Regions from separate parts of the Homo sapiens genome. Here region 1 is linked to region 2. Evidence: chromatin loops called from intact Hi-C (ENCODE). Cell type or tissue: heart left ventricle. All regions are shown on one strand. Each heading gives the region's core, and the rest is flanking DNA. Links, peaks and the distances in the headings are about the cores only. Region 1 has its middle 86 kb from the start of LINC01648. Region 2 overlaps LOC105378617 (a long non-coding RNA gene).

Region 1 (9,058 bases), core at 2,249-6,248, 68 kb before region 2:
AGAAGTCAAACGATTTGCCCAAGATCAAACATTCTGGTAGGCCAGAGGAAGCTCAAACCCCAGCCTCTGCCACTAAGGTCCATGCTCCTCCCTAGCCCTACACTGCCCTGCAGAGCTTGGGTCAGGAGTTACGAAAGGAAGAGGCCAGCATGGGCTGGAGGCATCAGGGAGGGCTTCCTGAAGGAGGGGGAGCCCAATCTGGGTCCTGAAGAACACACTGGAGAGGAATAGCATGCAGGGAGGGAGGCACAGCCCACAGTTTGCTGCCCCCAAATCTTTAGGACTCAGGCCTGGATTTCTCCACCAGGAGGGTCAAGGTCTTCCTGGAACAGGCTCCCCAAGACCCTCTCCTCAGAGCAGGTGGAGCTGCATCCAGGCAGGATGGGAGGCAGCTCCCAGGTAGGGGGTGGTGTGTCGGGTAGAGCAGGAGCTGCTGGGAACCTCCTGTTCACTTGGTTCCCGGCCCAGGTGTGCTGGAATGGGAGCGGCACCCTTGCCCGTCTTCCGTAAGGGGGACTGTGGTCTCACAAGAGCCTCTGATGAGGCCATTAGACCACATTCCATCAGCCAGTCAGCCCCACCAGCCACACAGACAATTGCTGCAAAGCGCCTCATCAGCTGAGAACTGTGTAACCAAAGGGCCCTGAGATTTCCATTGCAAATTCCCCATGTGAGCCGCAGCTTGCAAAGGTAAGAATCCCCCCATTATGTCCACAATTGGGACAATTAGTCCATTTCTCTTTCCTGTTCCTGTAATGAGCCTGCAGAAGCAAAACAACATCAGGCGGGTATGAAAATACACATCAGCTCAGCTGCAGAGGGGTATTCTTAAGACTATTTTGGGAGCCAGATGCCTGTGTGCGTGGGAGAGGCATCCGTCCTCTGCACAGATCAGCTTTCCAGATGTAGGCCCAGGAAGCTGAGCCGGCAATTCTTTGAAACCTCGAGTCTTTTCCCTCTTGTCTCCCCTCACTCCCTTTGGCTGGCATTTGGTAATGCCAATGAAACGCAGACCCTGAGGTTGGCACCAGCGATTTGGAGATGGCCGAATGCCTCCCTAAATATTGTGGCCTAGGCACCTCGCTTGCCTGACCCTAGTACCAGCCATCCGCCTGAGTCATAGTCCCCACCCTGGGAGGGACTCTGAAACCTGCAGTGCCACCATTCTGTATGTAACACATGTGTTGACCACCTACTATGGGACAACCACTGTGTTAGGGGAATCAACAGTAAGCAAAACTGCCACGGTCCCTCCTGGAGCTCAGTCTAGAGGAGACAGAGACTAATCTAATCTAGAATCACACGAAGCAGCGTAAAATGATAGGTGCTCCAAAGGAGAGGCTCAGCATGCGTGAGAGCACTTGAAGAGGGGATTTCAAGGCAGGCCAGGAGGGCATCCCTGAGGATGTGATCCCCTCGGCTGCCATCTGAACAACGAAGCAGAGTTATCAGGTGAGCTTGGAGCTCAGAGAGAGTGTTCAGACCAGGCAATAGCACATGAAAAGGCCCAGCGGCTGGAGGGCTCTTGGCAACCACAAAGAAGTTCAAGGCCTGTGTGGCTAAAAGGCAGGGAGTGGGTGGGAGCCTGCAGAAAGAGCAGGACCCAAGACTGTGCAAGGGTCTCAAATGCCACTTTAAGGATTTGAGTCTTCATCCCAACAGCAAGGAGACAGTGGAGGGCAAAGAGGAAGCAAGGTTGATGTGATCAGATCTGTGTTTCCAAATCAACCCTTAAGCCACAGCACAGTGGACCAAGATGGAGACAGTGTTGGACAGTGTGATCTGAAGGTAGGAGCATTGTGGCTCATCCTAGAGGGAGAAGGACAGCTTCCGGGAAAGAGGGGACGGGAATGATGAGTGTCGGCATCTGTGGGGCGTTCATTTAGCTATTTGACACGTCATTATTGAGCACCAACTGTATGCTTGATCCCGTATTCAGTGAGGGAGTGACAGGATAAATAAGAACAACAAAGTCATTGTCCGCAAGGATCTTACAAGGGGAAGCAGATATTTCCCTGATGTTTCAGGAAGGGCCAGCTCACTGAGAAATGTCTGGGCTGCTGTGATAATCAGCTCTTATTGGATGAGAGAGAAAAGACCAGCCAGGGATGTTTGGATATGAACCAATCACCCCAAATAAATCAAGGGGACTTGAGGAAAGGACACAGGACAGAGTCAGGCCCTCCAGGACTGAGAGTCACCCAAGCCTGTCTCCCCCTCCTTCCCTGTGCAACCCCCTGGATGGTGCCCTTCAAGGTGGGCTCCCACAACAATTCATTTTGCATCGTGGGTCAATATTTCCCAGAGCAGGAACCTGAGTGGGCTCAACTTGGCTGATTGCACAACAGGAGGCTCCCAGGAACTCTGCAATGTTAGCTTCCCCTTCCCCACTTTGCAAATGAGCAAATACAACATCAGAGAGGTGAAGACATTTCCCAAAGAGCTACTAAGTAACAATGTCCTGGTGTCCAGGCTGGTGATGACATGTGGGAGCCCCATCATGAGCATGGAGGAAGCCATTCATCCCGACCTTTACTTTGATGACAAGGACAAGCTCCACCTGACGGCAGGCACTGCTGAAGCAATAACCCTAGCAATACCCATTTAGAGCCTCCTGGGTACCAGGCACAGGCTCTAAGCCCTTCTATCTACTGATTTACTTCATTTTCACAATAACACTTTGGAGCATATTCCAGTTATATGTTGCCACTGTGATGGTGTGCTGCAACCATGAGAATGAGTAGCTTCAATCAATGGGTACTGATTGAGTTCCCAACTCTTTGAGTGGGCTGGACAATTCTGCTGCATTGGTCAAGCACTCTCCGTCTTCTGAAGTCAGCTATTACCTCATCTGTGTGTTGGCTTTGCTGATGTTGCCTGGCTTTCTCTCCTATCTGAGGGCCTTGTGTAGTCTTTGATTATCCAGCAAGATGGCCTCAGGTTGTTTAAACAGAGATGTCAAATTTCCAAATGGGGGAGTCCCTTGAGGTACAGGCTTCAAATCGACACCTACACATGCAACATAGTCTATTGGCCAAAGCAAGTCACAGGACCGTGCATACTGAGGCAGTAGTAAAGAAACGCCACCTCTTCATAGCGGAAGTCATATGCAAAGATGGGTAGGCTACTGGGGTAGGCATCATTATAATCAAGCTACTCTCCAGACGAGAGCACTGAAGATCAGAGAGATGCAGTGGCTTGCTCAAGACCACACAGCTACCAAGGGGGCATGGGTGAGTTTTGTGCCCAGGTCTGTGCTCTTCTCCATGGCTCTGCTGCTTCTTGAAAGCTGTGAGCAAACTACAGACAGAGAAATCCAGGGCTGGGAGAACCTCGAGCTTCCAGGATCCTGAGCAGGAGACTCCTGGGGTTAAGGGAGACCCTGAAGCCCTAGGGAGGACTCTGGCAGCTGGAGGAGAAGGGCCTTCCTCTCCCAGAGGGGCAGAGGGCCACCTGAGCAAGTGTCAGAGCTTGGACATTAGGCCCAGCTCTGTTGGCAAAAGGTGAGTCTGGATTAAACTCATTCATTCATTCATTCTCCCATTTATCCATTCATCCACTCAGTAAACAACCTTGGAAGAGAATCCTCTTGACATATTCTGCCCTGGCATTGTCTTCTACTGGTCATGCCCATTTATTCTTTAACAGTCAGTTCAAATGTCTCCTCCAGGAAGCCCTCCCTGATATGCAGAGTTAGTGCCCCTTTCCTCTCCTGCCCACACACTTTGTGTTTTTGCTGCATCCTGGCTGGGAGGGAAGGAGGGAGTCTGGATTGTCACTGCTGATTTATGTGCCACTGTCCACTCCCAGGGTCCTGTGAGAGAGCCAGTCTTGGGCAGGCCAGGGTCCCACCTTAATCACCTCCTCTGTCTTCCCCAGGGACTGCAGGTTCCAGGAGAACAGTGTAGAGCTCTGTGCATCTCAGGGACTGTGGCTTGTTGGGGTCTAGAACACTGCAGGTCACAAAGCAGAATCTAAAATACTGGATGGAAGAAAGAAGGGAAGGAAGGAAAGAAGAGTTAGAGAGAGAGAAAAGGGAGAAGGAAAGAAAGAGAGGGGCCTTGCTTCCTAGGCGTAGCATGAGGGAAGGAGACAGAGAAGAAAATCGCAAATTTGGAGGTTGTGAGAGGTGAGGGAAGCAGAAACACTCGAACATTAAAAATGGTCACATCGTGACCTCTGACATTTTGCTCAATCAGGAACAAATCACTTAGTACTGCAGGTAGATCTGAGAGCTACTCAGAGTTTGCTCTCAGAAGAGCTTTCTGGAATGAAACATTTCTCCCGGGGCCTGCCTCATGCTGAGCCACATCCAGCCCAATTCCATGGGTCAGAGAGAAATTTTTTCCAGTACCTCTGCCTGGGCAAAAGAGCAGAGGTCCTGATCTGAGGCTGGGTTTGGGTGGCTGCTCCATCCAGCATGTGACCTTGGACGAGTCACTCAAACACCCAGAGGACCCGGACAGTGGGAGTCTCTCCCTTCCTTTCTTGCTTCTCCTCCACACCCTCCCTGGCCTCAGGCCATCTTTAGGGTGGGGTCCTATCCTCTTCCTGGAAGTCATCTAGACTGCCCGTCCTCTAGACTGGAAGGTTGAAAGCCAGGCTAGAAGGTCAGGCCAGCTGGGCTCAATCCAAGCTGCCCTCCATTCTAGGTCCTTGCTGCCCCAGAAGGTGACAGCAGCATCCACATCAGTGGGGAGATGTAGGCTCTTGTGCCCCACCCCGGACCTCAGGTGAGCCTGACTCTGCACTTAACACACACCTGAGGTGCTGGGTGCATACTTTAAAGTGTGAGGAGCCCTGGTCCAGCTGGTGGGGGAGACAGAGCTGTCAGAGGCCTGCAGGAGGGCTGCAGGGACAACCAGGCCTGCTTCTCCCCAGAGGGACCCAGCGACTGCCAGGGTGACTTTGACACGCACAGACACATCTCCACATGGGAAAGAGCAAAAACTAAGACAAACACACTTCCTGGCTCTGTGACTTGGCCCCATCACCCCACCTCTCTGGGGTCACAGTTCCCTCCCCTGTAAAATGGGGATAATAACAGCCCCTTATCCCAATTATCCTAAGGGTGGAGGGAAGTAATTTGCATAAAGCTGGGAGTGGCGAGGCCTGGTGGGGCCTGCCCCTCTGTCCTCTCTGCAGGAACCTCCTCTGCCCTACATCTCCCTCCTTCTCTGGGGCACTTCCCAGCCTCCCTCTCAAGTTTCCTTCCTGCCAACCAGGACTTCCCCAAATCTGGCATTGGTTTTTCATCATCATCTCTTTTCCTTCCTGGTCCTTTTCACGGCATGGAATTATTTGGTTGTTCATTTGCTCATTTTGCTTGGCTGCTTCTGCAGTCAAGAGCCTCGTGGTGGCAAGGACCTTGTGGGTCTCAGTCACAGTGTGTCCCCATCCTTAGCACAGAGTTTGGCACATAGAGGAGCCTGATCAATACCTGCTGGATGGAGGGATGAGGAGTGGGGCTGGGCCGTATCAGTCAGGATGGTGAAGTGCATAACAAACAGCCCCCACATCCCAGTGGCTTCACCCAGGAAGAGTTGATTTCTCTCCCAGGCAAAGCCCAGGTGGCTGCTGCTGGCCTGGGGCGTTTCCTCCAGGGGGTGGCTCTTCTGAGTAGTGATGCAGGGATCCAGACTCCTTGATCTGGGATGACATCATCAACATGCATGGCCTCCAGGGGAATCAAGGAAGGAGAAGTGAGTGAGGAGCAGGTGTCCAGATGCTTAACCACCTCGGCCAGAGGTGTCCACATCATTTCCACCCACATTCCACTGGCCAGAGTTAACGGTGGCCCCACCTAGATGCAGTGGGGCTGGGCCAAGTCATCCCTGGCTGGGCAGCCCCTGCCCAGCACTGGCCCTGCGCTGTGAAAGGGGAGTGTAAGGCCCTGGACAGCAAGCCTGTCTCTGCCCCTCTGCGGTGGTGATGGACGATGCCCTGTCACCCTGGGCCTCCTCCTGAGGCCCCTGCTTTCCTTTCTCTGAGCCTCTGGCTGACAGGATGTCTGGTCAGGAGGGGAGCGGGGAAGGGTTCCCAGGGCTGCCTCCACACTGGGCTCAGAGATGGGGGAAGATCTGGGCCATTCCAGCTGATTGTGTTCAGAACCTTCTGTGTCTGCCAGGCTGCTAAGTTGGTGCCATCTGCCTGCATTCCCAGCACCAAAGCCCTGGCATAAACAAGTTTTATTTTATGGTTCTTAAAGAAAGTTTAGGCAGAGGTGGGGAGAGAGGGGAGGGGGGCCTCAGAATGATCTAGTTCTCTGGGAGCCAGAGTGTCATGTCCATCTGCATTCTGCCAAGGGGGCTGAGTGGAATTCACGGTGGGCAGAGGAGGGTTGAGTGGCCTGGGGGATGACATTACTGTGAATTCCTACCTCCCCCATAGACTGGGGCTCCTTGGGCCTGAGTCTTCTTGTTCCCAGTGTCCAACCCACGGTCTGACCCGGAGCAGGTGTCAAACAAACTCCTGCTGAGTAAATGATTGAGGGGAAGAATGAGCAGTGGTGAAGGGCAGGGTGGGGAGAGGCTGACTGGGATGTAGTGGGAGGCCAGGTAATTTCTGTGTTAAGCACTGTAATGAATTATCCAATGGGAGGAAGCCTGGGGTGGCCTGAAAGATCCCAGCCTCCTGGGATGACAGAGTAAGCAGGACCTGCAACTTATTTCTTCAACAAGGTGACACGATGTCACTTCCATGATTTGGTTACAAAAGACTGTGACTTCTGCCTTGCCGGCTGATTATTTATATTGCCTTCTTGTCTTCTGGGTTTTGGTGAAGCAGGTTGCTATGTGGGAGACACTCCCGTGGCAGGGAACTGAAGCAGCCTCCAGCCAAGAACCAGCCAAGAACTGAGGCCTGCAGCCTATCAGCCCTCTAGGAACTGAGTCCTGCCAACAAGTGCAGGAGCTTGGAAGCAGATCCTTCCCCAGTCGAGCCTTCAGGTGCCATCCCAGCCTAAGCTGATACTTGTATTGCAACCTGTGAGAGCCACTGAAGCACAGGATTCAGCTAAGTTGTGCCCAGATTTCTGCCCCACAGAAACTGTGAGGTAATAAATATGTGTTGTTTTAAGCCACTAAATTTGAGGGGTAATTTGTTACCTGACAATAGATAACTAATGCATATCCCATCAAATCCTCTCAACAGCCCTGTGGTGTGCATGCTGATTAGCCTCTTCTGGGGATGGGGATACTGAGGCACAGTACCATGTACAGGGTTCATGGGAGAGCTGGGATGCAAACCTGGGTTTGTCTGAGCTGAAACTTGTGCTATGCATTATCTCTTCTTTTTACTGACTTGCAAGATCAGCTAAGACATAAAATTCACCCACAAACCCATAAAGAAGAGGAAAATCTAAAACTCGAAGGAATTATGTAAATATAAACCCACACACAGTTACTTGCAAATCCTCCTACTTTCTCTTCATCATATACACTCTGATTCATTCTAAGCTCCACATCTGCACAGCGGGGAGGCCACTTGTCAATAAACTAAGTGCAAATCACCTTTGGCACTGATATCCCTGTAATTTGGTTGGGGGAGGGTCCAAGGCAAGTGGAGAAAAAGATTATGGTGGCTGAGTCAAGTGGGAGCAGTTGAGGAAATGGATGCTGGCATGTTTCCCAGTCTCCACTCCCATTTTTAAAGTAGAAGATACTTCAACATTCCTACAAAGCTACCTCCAAAGAAGGACTTCTCAGGGACAACTTTGAGCCCTGGGGCAGGTGGAGGGGACATACGCATATTTGGTGGAAAGACTTTGAAGACAAGAAAAATGATGGGGCTTCAAGAAGCTGGCCAGTGGGCACACTGGAGGATCCTTGCCCAGGGGAAGGGGATTTGGGTCGCCTCCTGCAGAGGGATGGTAGTGGAGGAGTCCTAGCCTGGGAGTTGTTCAGGATCCACAACGCTCTAGCTAACTCACTCACTGTGGGGTCACTGGGGATTGAACTGATCCCTCTAATCCCTAGTGTCCTCATCTGCAAATTGTAAGGTGAACTTTGAGGATGTGTCACTCATGGAACCCACATGGGTAAGAACAGAGTCTTCCAGTTCCATCCAGTCTCCTTTTTCTCCCTTTAAGTGCCCAGAAGGATGAGAGAGCAGCAGAGGTCTCCCCAGCCCTCCCCTGGCAGGAGATGTGGCCCCCACCTCACACCATGCTCAGCCCATGCTCCTTCTGATTCTTTAGGGACAATCACACAGGCCATTCCTGTAATGCACTGGGTCAGCCTGGCCTCCTGTGAGCTGGGCCCCAGCTCATCTGTATTCATCCTGCATGCAGCTTCTGCCTGCAAGAAGTGGCCATCAGGGTGTCCGTCCCTGAGCCTACCGAAAGGCATGGAGGTGGGAGTGGGATGACCTATGATCCCTGGAGGTTCAGGATCAAGCCCTAGAGAGCCTCTGTGTCACCCAGCTGCATCACTATGAATACTAATTGATGACAGTGGACACATATCAAATGCCTACTATGTCTCAGGTACTGTGTTAGTCTTATTCCAGGCATTTTCTCACCTAATCTTCAAATTCTTATCTATGTCTCATGACAAGAAAACTGAGACTCATGGGGGTGAAGCGACCTGCCCAAGGTGGCACAGCAAGGAAATGACTGAGCCAGAATTTGAACCAAGAGCCTACACCCTTAACCACCCTACATCACTTCCCTTCAGTGAGGGCACCCACCACGAACCCAAGTTCTGCTCCTGTGAATTTCAGGGCAGGAACCAGGTGGCTCAGATTCTGCAGTGGGGGTTCAGTGTTGGGTCAAGTTCCCCAGACTCCAGGTGATATGGTTTGGCTGTGTCCCCACCCACATCTCACCTGGAATTGTAATAATCCCCACGAGTCAAGGGCAGGGCCAGATGGAGATAATTGATTCATGGGAACGGTTTCCCCCATACTCTTCTCATGGTAGTAAGTCTCATGAGATCTGATGGTTTTGTAAATGGGAGTTCCTCTGCACAAGCTCTCTTGCCCACTGCCATGTAAGAAGTCCTTTTGCTCTTCCTTCATCTTCCACCATGATTGTGAAGCCTCCCCAGCCATGTGGAAC
Region 2 (9,058 bases), core at 1,705-5,704:
CACTTTTGCAGCCCTGAGCACGTCGTCCTGCTGAAACTGGAATGGGCCTGTAGGATAACGAGCAAACCCTGCACCCGGCATTCAAGGCCCCTCCTGCTCTGACCCCTGTGGCTTCTGGCCTCCTGTACTGCTTCCCCTCCCAGACACCAACACCGCAGTCTCCCTTGAACCTGCCCTTCAGCCGTTGGTGTCCTTCCCCATCTCTGCCTGGTGAATTTTGTTCATGCTCTAGGATTCAGCTCAGAGGTGACCCTCAGAGCTGACCTTGACCTCCATCCCACAACCCCATAGCATAGGGTGTCCACTGTTCTTAACAACAACCTTTACCTGTGATGGTCCATGGAGTCCCCATGTGTAAGCCCCTGAGAGCAGAGCTGGACCGTTCTCTTCTGAATACCCTCATAGCCTCCCAGCTAGGGGTCCGCAGAGAAAGACCCAACCCCCAACTCCACTTCAGGTGTGGAATCTCAAAGGCATCACAGACTGGACGTGCACAGGTCCAGACTCATGAGCTCCATGCTCCCCAGAAATGAGCCTTCTCTGGGTCCCTTCTTCCCATGTCTGGTGCCACCATCCATACAGTCACCCCAGCCAGGAGACTTCTTTCCATCTCTGAGCTGATCTTTCTTTCTGGAACATTTTCCTCCCTTTGATACCTCCTCTGCTGTCTCACCCAACCTCACATTCAGTCCTGCCCATGCACTCCTCATGTCTCGGAATCTGTCCTGTCCTCTCCATTACTGGTACCTCTGGTCTGGCCACTGCCTTGGCCCCCACCTGGCCCTGCCCTCCCCACCTGCTGTCTACCCCTGCCAATTTCCCACAGCAGCCAGAGGGACAGTGTGGAAACACCACCCTGCCACTCTGCCCCTGCTCCCAGTACAATCCAGAAGCCTTAGTGTGACCTGGACACCCTGGGGCACCTGCTTCCCCACACCCTCCCTCCCCACTCACGCCTGCCTTCTGCTTTCCAGCCATAGCAGCCACTTCTCAGCCAAGAAGGTGTCAGGGGTTCCTCTGCCACAGGGGCACTGCAGATCTAGAATTTTCTTTCTCACCCCTGCAGATAGTAAATGTCTAATTACTGCAGATTTTGGTTGACCTGTCATCTTCCTGGGGAGGACTCCTGCCCCAGGGCTAGGCCCAGATCCTTTGCAATAGGCACCCCTAGGTCCCACCTTTCCTCTTCGGAGTTGATCTCTGTTTGTGATTTGAATTCAGCTCTGGGATTCTTTAATCAATGGCCTCCCCCTCCTCCACTAGACTCTAAGGTCCCTGAGGACCAGGTCTGCATCTAGTTTTCTTCACCATCGAATTCTCAGTTCCCTGAGCAGGGCCTGGCATGCAGCAGGTGCTCACTAAACACCTGCTTACTGGATGCATAAAGGCGAGCTACTGTTTAGTAGGCACCTACTGTGTGCCAGCCCCTGTGCCAAGCACTTAACTGAATCAACTAATCCAACTCCCTCAAATCCCAAACTGATCCTCATTGTAGGGATGAGAAACCAAGGCTCAGTGAGGTAAGTGACTGTCCCTGACTCCCACAGCCAGCTGGTGGCAGAGCTATCTCAAACCCATGTACCTCTGGGCCTTACCACCTCACTCCAGTGCCACTAGAATACAACCCCTGTCTTACCCCCACTGTCAGTCTGCCTCACGCTTCTCCACTCAGGCACTTGCCTCCACCATCAGATGATGAGCTCCTGAGGGTGGACACCCTAAATCATATTCCTATATCCCCCAAACCCAGGGCCTAAGGACACCCTCCCTACCAGATCAATAACGAACAAAGGAAAAGGGAAGCTGTGTGCAGCCTCGAATCCTGGTTTGTTAATACTCAGTGCAGCTCAGTGGCTGCCCAGGGATATTGGCTGCATGAAGGTCTGTAGGAGGAAGCAAGTGTAAGCAAAGAGCTCCCACGGGCTCGGTGTCCACGTTTCTAGTGGGCTGACTGGAGCCCCCGCCAGGTGAGCCGGGCTCTGGGCTGCTGTCTATGCCAGCAAGGCTGCCCAGAGGTCTCCACTCCCAATACACTGCTGCAGAGTTGCCACATGCCTTCATCTAAATGGCTCTAAAGACTCAGCAAAGGGCAGTGGAGACACAACAGCTACGCTGTCAAATTACACAGTTAGCTCTTTAATGAGGAGCCGAGGGAGCATCTCCTTGGACTGTGGGCCTGGGACCCAAATCACAGTGATTATGAATTACTAATCTCCTTCAAAGGCTCTCGAGTTCTTACCATACGTAGCCACGACAGATCAGAGCCTCTCAGTGCCTTTTGACAGATTCCCTCTAAATCAATAGATGTGCAGCTGTCGGGAGGAAAACAAATCAGGGTGAGCTGGGGCTATGGGGACGGCTGGGTGCATGGAAACCAATCCATCAGGAGGCCTACATGGATGAGGCCATCCATTCATTCTGATCAATAAACACCCTGGACTGGACAGTATTTTTGCTGCCCTCGGAGCCATGTGTGATCATCAAACCCAGATAGAGGAGTAGAAACAGCCTTTGTTTGCTTTTAAAAGGGTCACAGGATGGGCACCAGGAGGCAGGTGTTTCAGAACCGACTGCCAGCCAGTAATTCCCCAGGACTGATCCCTGACAGGCCTGGGTTTGAATAGGACTCTGCCATCTCCAGACAGAATGGCCTTGGGTGAGCCTCAGTTTCCACACCTGAATTGCTGGGAATGAAGCTGGAGGGGCCCGGGTGAGAGCTGGGCCTCACAGGGCTTTGACAGCAGAGCTCAAGGTTTGGGTCTTTGCTTTAGGAAAAGTGGGAGCCTCTGAGGGGCTTTAAACAGAGGGAGGACAGGAGTGTTTTGCATTTCAAACAAATTGCTTAAGACCTTTATCTCAGCCCTTCTGTGGGTTGTGGGGACAAAATGGTAAAATGCTGCTTAAAAGCTTAGACCAGTGATGACTCAGAGCAGCTTCCAGGAACTGACAGCAAATGTTTTGGGTGGAGATGGGTGGAGTGAGAAGTAGGTCAGAGGCTCCAGACAGATGTCCGCAGCTAGGCTCATCAGAGCAGCAATCCCTCCCATTATAGCAGTGACCACACCCATCAGAGCAGCAGCCCCTCCCACTATAGCAGTGACCACACCCATCAGAGCAGCAGCCCCTCCCACTATAGCAGTGACCACGCCCATCAGAGCAGCACCCCTCCCATTATAGCAGTGACCACACCCATCAGAGCAGCAGCCCCTCCCATTATAGCAGTGGCCATGCCCACCAGAGGAGCAGCCCCTCCCATTATAGCAGTGGCCACACCCAGCAGAATAAGTGCCCATCACAGCAGCAGCCCCTCTTGCCCTCCTGAGTGAGGAGCTGAGCACTTCACACAGGTATCCTCACTGCCTTTTTTTTTTTTTTTTTTTTTTTGAGATGGAGTCTTGCTCTGTCTCCTAGGCTGGAGTGCAGTGGCCCAATCTTAGCTTACTACAGCCTGGGGCTCAAGCAATTCTCCCGCCTCAGCCTCCCGAGTAGCTGGGATTACAGGCACCCGCCACCACACCCAGCTAATTTTTGTGTTTTTAGTAGAGACAGTGTTTCACCACGTTGGCAATGCTGGTCTCAATCTCCTGACCTCAAGTAATCCACCCACCTCGGCCTCCCAAAGTGCTGGGATTCCATGCGTGAGCCACCGCGCTGGCCCCTCTCACGGCACTCAGTGAGGTGGGTGTTATTACCACCTTGTGTTACAGAAGGAGAAACTGAGGCTCCAAGAGGTTACTGGCTTATCAATTAGACCATGGAATCCTAGAGTGGGAAGGACCTTAGGGACATGCCCTCCAGGAAGACTCCCATCTCACAGAAGGGGAAACTGAGTCATGGGGCAGGGCGGTGGCTTGTCTATAGTAAACTGTTCATTACACTTGAGGGTCAAACAATCATCAGGGGCTGAGGATACAGAAATGAATCAGACAGAGCTCTTACCCTGAAGAACTTCCCAGTTCTTGGAGAGGAGGGTATTGGTGGGGGTTCCAATATAAATTATGTTTTGCCATTTACCATGAAATGGACAAGCAGGGAAGTGTGTGGAAGGTGCAGACACAATGCAAAGGAATCAGGAATGAAGTCCATGCAGTCTGGGACCACCAGGGTCGGCTTCTGGAAGGATGAGACAGTGCCAGAAAGGAAGTCACATCCCCTGTCTGCCTTCCCAGGGCCCTTTCTGCTTCTCCACAGCCACCTCTTAAATAGTGATGGTGGTAGTGCAGGATGTATAAAGACATTTTATGTGACAAGTTACCAAACTCCAGTTCAAAAGGCACCTGAGCACAGATGCCCAGAATGAGTCACTGCAGCCCTGTTTATAACTGAGAAAATCAGAAACAAATGAGTATCCATGGACAGGCAGTGGTTAAGGAACAGATGGAGCATCTGTATCATGAAATCTGGGCACCTGGTCTAAGGAACACTGCAGCAAGATTGAGGGTGAAGAGAGGGAAAGGAAACGTGATAAACTCATTGGTGCTTTTGTCCTGGGTGAAGAGACTGGGTTTGCCTGCGAGGCTGAAAGAGGGGGGCAACTCCCTGTCCCTGTCCTCTGCTGGGCCCCCCTCTTCCCCATGACCATCTTCCTCTCTTTCCCCTGGGTCCTGAGCTTTGCCACACAGATGTTACAGGGACACACCTGTCAGCCTTCTCCCAGCTGCACCTGAGGCAATGCCATTCATTTATTCATTCATTCATCCATTCACTCCCATTCACTCATTTATTGAGCACCTGCTATGTGCCAGACAACATGCTGAACCCAAGGGAGCATGTGCAAAGGCCCTGGGGCAAGAGGCAGCAAAGCAAGGACAAAGAACAGGAAAACAGCCAGAGGGGCTGGGCCCAGACAGGAAGTGAGCGGGCAGTGCCAGATGGGGCTGGGCAGAGACGGGCAGGAGTGCAGGCTTCATGGAGGACTGTGGTGCTTATCTCTAGAGTAATCAGCAGCCACAGGAGAGTTCTAGCCAGGTAGACCTCAATAGATCACATGGGAACTGATTTACCCAAGTCCCAAAAATGCCTGCCCTCAAGTTCAGTCTTGCCCTGGAAACCCCAAGGGACACAGCAGGGATCAAGGCTAACTGAGCCCCCAGGACCCAGGGCCCAGTCATTCTGGGTGTATGTGGAGGTGACAGTGATGCATGAATATAATCATTAAATAGGAACTATGTCAGGTGACGTGTACCATGAAGGAAAATGAAACAGTGTAAGAGGGACAGAGAGTTATGGGGGTTGCTGTGTTAGATGCAGGTGTCACGAAAGTCCCCTGGCAAAGCAGAGGCCATGCATGACATGAGAAATTGTTAGCAGCCGAAAGTATCCAAGTCACAGGTCTGCAAAGTATGTCAGCAGCGGTACGAATCCATATCTCTATCGGTCTGCAGCAATCTCAATCCTTGCCTCCTCAGAAGATAGAATTCGACCCAGGGGCATAAGGCAGGAGAGACCGAGGCAAGTTTTAGAGCAGGAGTGAAAGTTTACTAAAAAGCTTTAGAGTAGAAAGGAAAGGAAGGAAAGTAAGTACACTTGGAAGTTCACAGCTGGAACTTCTTCCATGACAGCAGCCTTGGAGGGGCCAGGGGAGCAGAGGGGACAGCGACATGCCAGGCACCACACCAGGGGCTTTGCATTAAACGTTTGATTTATTTTTCATAATAACATTTGCTCAGTGGTTATTAGAATCCACCTTTAGTATCTTGGGAAACTGACATTCAGAGCAGTAAAGCCACCTGCCCAAGGTCACAGCCAGTGTGTGGCTGAGCTGGGATTCAGCCCCAGGCGAGTCTCACTCAGAAAGCCGTGCTCCAGTGCTAGGGACATGGCTTTGGGTAACTGTACAGGTCTGCAGCAACCTCAATTCTTGCCTCCTCAGCAAAAAGAATTCAATTCAGAGGCATAGGCAGAAGGAGAGACTGAGGCAAGTTTTAGAGCAGGAGTGAAAGTTTACTAAAAAGCTTTAGAGTGGGAAGGAGAGAAAGTATACTTGGAAGAAGGCCAAGGGGGTGACTTGAAAGACACAGGCACCATTTGACCTTTTGGCTTGGGGTTTCCTGTGTTGGCATACGTCCGGGGTCTTGCATCACTTTTCCCAACTCCTAAGATCTTATTGGGAAGCTGCTGAGCTGATCACTAGTTTCAGGTGTTTTCTATTAGAAGTCAGCCTTTCCCTGGTGCCGGCTGTGACCAATTATTACTTTAGAGAGACAGTTAACAACTGCCTGACCATCACCTGATGGTCGCCCAACACTCCTGGTGTGTGTCTGGGGTGGGGAGGGGGGAACCCTCTCCTGCCCTGTTCATACCTGCCTAGCTACCCACTGCAACAAAATGAGAAATGGGCCATGCAGGTGGGTGGGACATTCCAGGCAGAGGGAACAGCAGATGCAGAGGCCCAAGGCAGGAACGTGCCTGTTAGGCAGCCAGGAGGCCCATGCAGCAGGAGGGGAAGCCTTGGAAGGACCAGGGCGTTTACTCTGAGTGCCATGAGGAGCCTTTGGGGAGCTTTGAGCAGAGCAAGGACACATCCTGACAGGTTTTCCAAGGATGTCACTGGCTGCTGAGTGGAGAGCAGTTTGCAGGGGTGACAGCGGGGGTTTGCAGGGAATGGGTAGGGGGCCCAGAGGCCAACACCATAGTCCAGGCAAGAGTGGAGGCTGACCTCGGTTCATCCTGCGCCTCCTGTTTTGTAACCTCCTTTTTCCACCTGACCATGCCTCAGGGACATCCTCTAGGTCAACACACAAAACTCCTCCCCATCCTTTCTAGCAGCAGCCCACACCACACCATATGAAGGCCTCTTTCTTTCACCGCTTCCTCTCCATGGACACTTTATGTGTTTTGGATTTTCTCAATTATTAACAGCTGCAGGGACTGATCCTGGGCACCTGTGCTCAGACGCCCTCCAGCTGCATTTGGTTTACTTAATACAGTAACCACACAGCGTCCTGACCCACCCAGGGGAGCTTCTGTTCACTCCTGGAGAATTCCTTGCTTTGCCCCCTTCCTCCTTCTCTTCTCACATCACCCTAGACCTGAAGGGCTTTGTTCAGCTGTGTGCTGTATCCTGGGACAGCACCTGGCCCAGGGTGGATAAAAAGGCCTGTTGGTGAAGCTCGGAGTCCTGGTGTCTCCCGGGCAGCCGTGTCCCTAGTACTGGAGTATGGGCTTCTTTCTGAGTGAGACTCGCCTGGGGCTGAATCCCAGCTCAGCCACACACTGGCCGTGACCTTGGGCAGGTGGCTTTACTGCTCTGAATGTCAGTTTCCCAGAATACTAGAGGTGGATTTTAATAACCACTAAGCAAATGTTAATGTGAAAAATAAACATTTAATGCAAAGCCCCTGGTGTGGTGCCTGGCATGTCGCTGTCCCCTCTGCGCCCGTTGCCCCTCCAAGGCTGCTGTCAAGGAAGAAGTTCTAGCTGTGAGCATCTTTCCAGCACCATCGAGATGTAATTGAAACATGGAGCGGATGATGCTGGGCAGTCAGTTGCATGAGACCCTGCTTCCCACTGGGGCCTTGTCTGTGCAGGGTGTGATGGGAGCCTCTCGCTGGTTTACGGCCAGGCTGTCCGTACTCTGGCTCCCAGCACCCCGTGTCTCCCGAGGTCTCTGAAGGAAAAAGACCTGGGCTGGAGGGCTGGGTCCCTGACCCACTCAGGACCCGGGTGCCAGGGAGGGGGAACACGTCAGCCTCAGATGTGTGGGAGTGGGGGGACCTGGCTGGGAGGGAGGAGGACTCTGTTCTCCAGTTGCACAGGGAACTGGATTCCTGACCCACGGCAGCAGATAAAATATAGGTGTTCTTGTAAGCTGCCAAGTGTTGGATGCCTTGTTTCTCATAGAAGACTAATATAAGGAGAGTGTATGGGGCAGAGCCCTGCCTGCCTCCTTCTTGAGGGAGGGCAGAGTTCACTGGAAATAAAAAAAAAAAAAACAATGCCAGCCCCAGCACACCTGCAGAACTGGACCACCATCGTCATCAACCAGCCCCTTCCCCACACCTGGCACTTATTTAACCTATTCACCAGCACAACACCAGGGCCAAGGGGAGATTAGCAAGCATCTGAGATGCGCCCCATCCACCCTTCTGCCCTGGCCCTGGCCCAGATGGGCACTCTCCTCCCACCCCCAGGCCTGCCCCATGCTGTTGCCAGTTGCTCTTCTCAGGCACACTCTGACCTTGCCATCCCCCTGCTTAGAAACAGTCAAGGGCTCCACATTTCCCACTGAAGGAAGCCAGTATGCTTAACAGGTGAGGCTGCCTGTGATCCAACCTGAACACAGCCTGTGGGGAGAGGGGCCAGTGGTTAAGACCCAAACTCTGGAGCCAGGACACCACAGTCCACCTCCTGGCTCTGCCACCTGCTGAGTTAGTCACATACCCTCTCTGAGCCTCAGTTTTCTCTTCTATACAATGAGGATTGTTCTCCCTCATGGAGTCTGCTTCACAGAGTTGGTGTGCAAATGAATGAGTCAAAGCATGTAAAATGCTTAGGATGTCCAGCGCCTGGTAAGCTCTCTATGTGTGCCCATTCTTGTGATCTGTTAGGTTGGTATTTGGAGGTAGTTTATGCATGTTATCCTTCTGGGATCAGCCCTTCCTCCCACCCCTGCCTACCCCGCCTCTTGGACTGACCTCTCAGAGGAACCAGTGCATTTCCTTCCAAGCTCAGCCGGAAGAGCTGGGTTTTCCATCACCTGCAACCACACAGGCCAAGCCTGCCCCCTGCGCATCTTCATCCTTTCCTGCTCCCTACGCGTCTTCATCCTTTCCTGCTCCTGGACCTGAGCCCTCTGCTCCAGCCCTACCGACTGGCCCCTCCCAGACACCACCAGTACGTTCCCACCCCTATGTCTTCACTCTTGTGGTTCCCTCTTCCTAAATACCGATCTCCATCTCCTTAACTCTTATTCTCCCAAAATGCTGCATGTCCTTCAATGCACCAGCATCCATGAACCTTGAAAGCAGAGCACAGAGGAAAGAGACGGGCTTTCATCCCTGCTCCACCCCTTACCCACTGAGTGGGCACAGACTCCTTGTTTAACCTCCCAAACCTC

What was found. Hi-C counts contacts between places; a loop is a spot of excess contacts. Peaks named below come from ENCODE experiments on the same cell type or tissue, not always from the same donor. Only the 100,000 strongest peaks of a DNase experiment are listed, where the experiment ranks them.
Region 1: a loop joins it to region 2, with 4 times the contacts of the local background. A loop is called at or near these places in 2 of 110 quality-filtered maps.

Annotation. Positions count from the first base shown.
Region 1 is chr1:30,119,563-30,128,620 of GRCh38, forward strand. No RefSeq gene overlaps it. Among named protein-coding and RNA genes, the nearest start is that of LINC01648, 86 kb to the left of the region's middle. In heart left ventricle, for the core only: no CTCF peak of the experiment used is centred there; a DNase peak (open chromatin) is centred at 4,519.
Region 2 is chr1:30,188,374-30,197,431 of GRCh38, forward strand. All of the region lies in intron 1 of LOC105378617 (a long non-coding RNA gene), which reads right to left. Among named protein-coding and RNA genes, the nearest start is that of LINC01648, 160 kb to the left of the region's middle. RefSeq lists enhancers at 1,963-2,493, 6,000-6,500. In heart left ventricle, for the core only: no CTCF peak of the experiment used is centred there; no DNase peak of the experiment used is centred there; H3K27ac peaks cover 419 bases.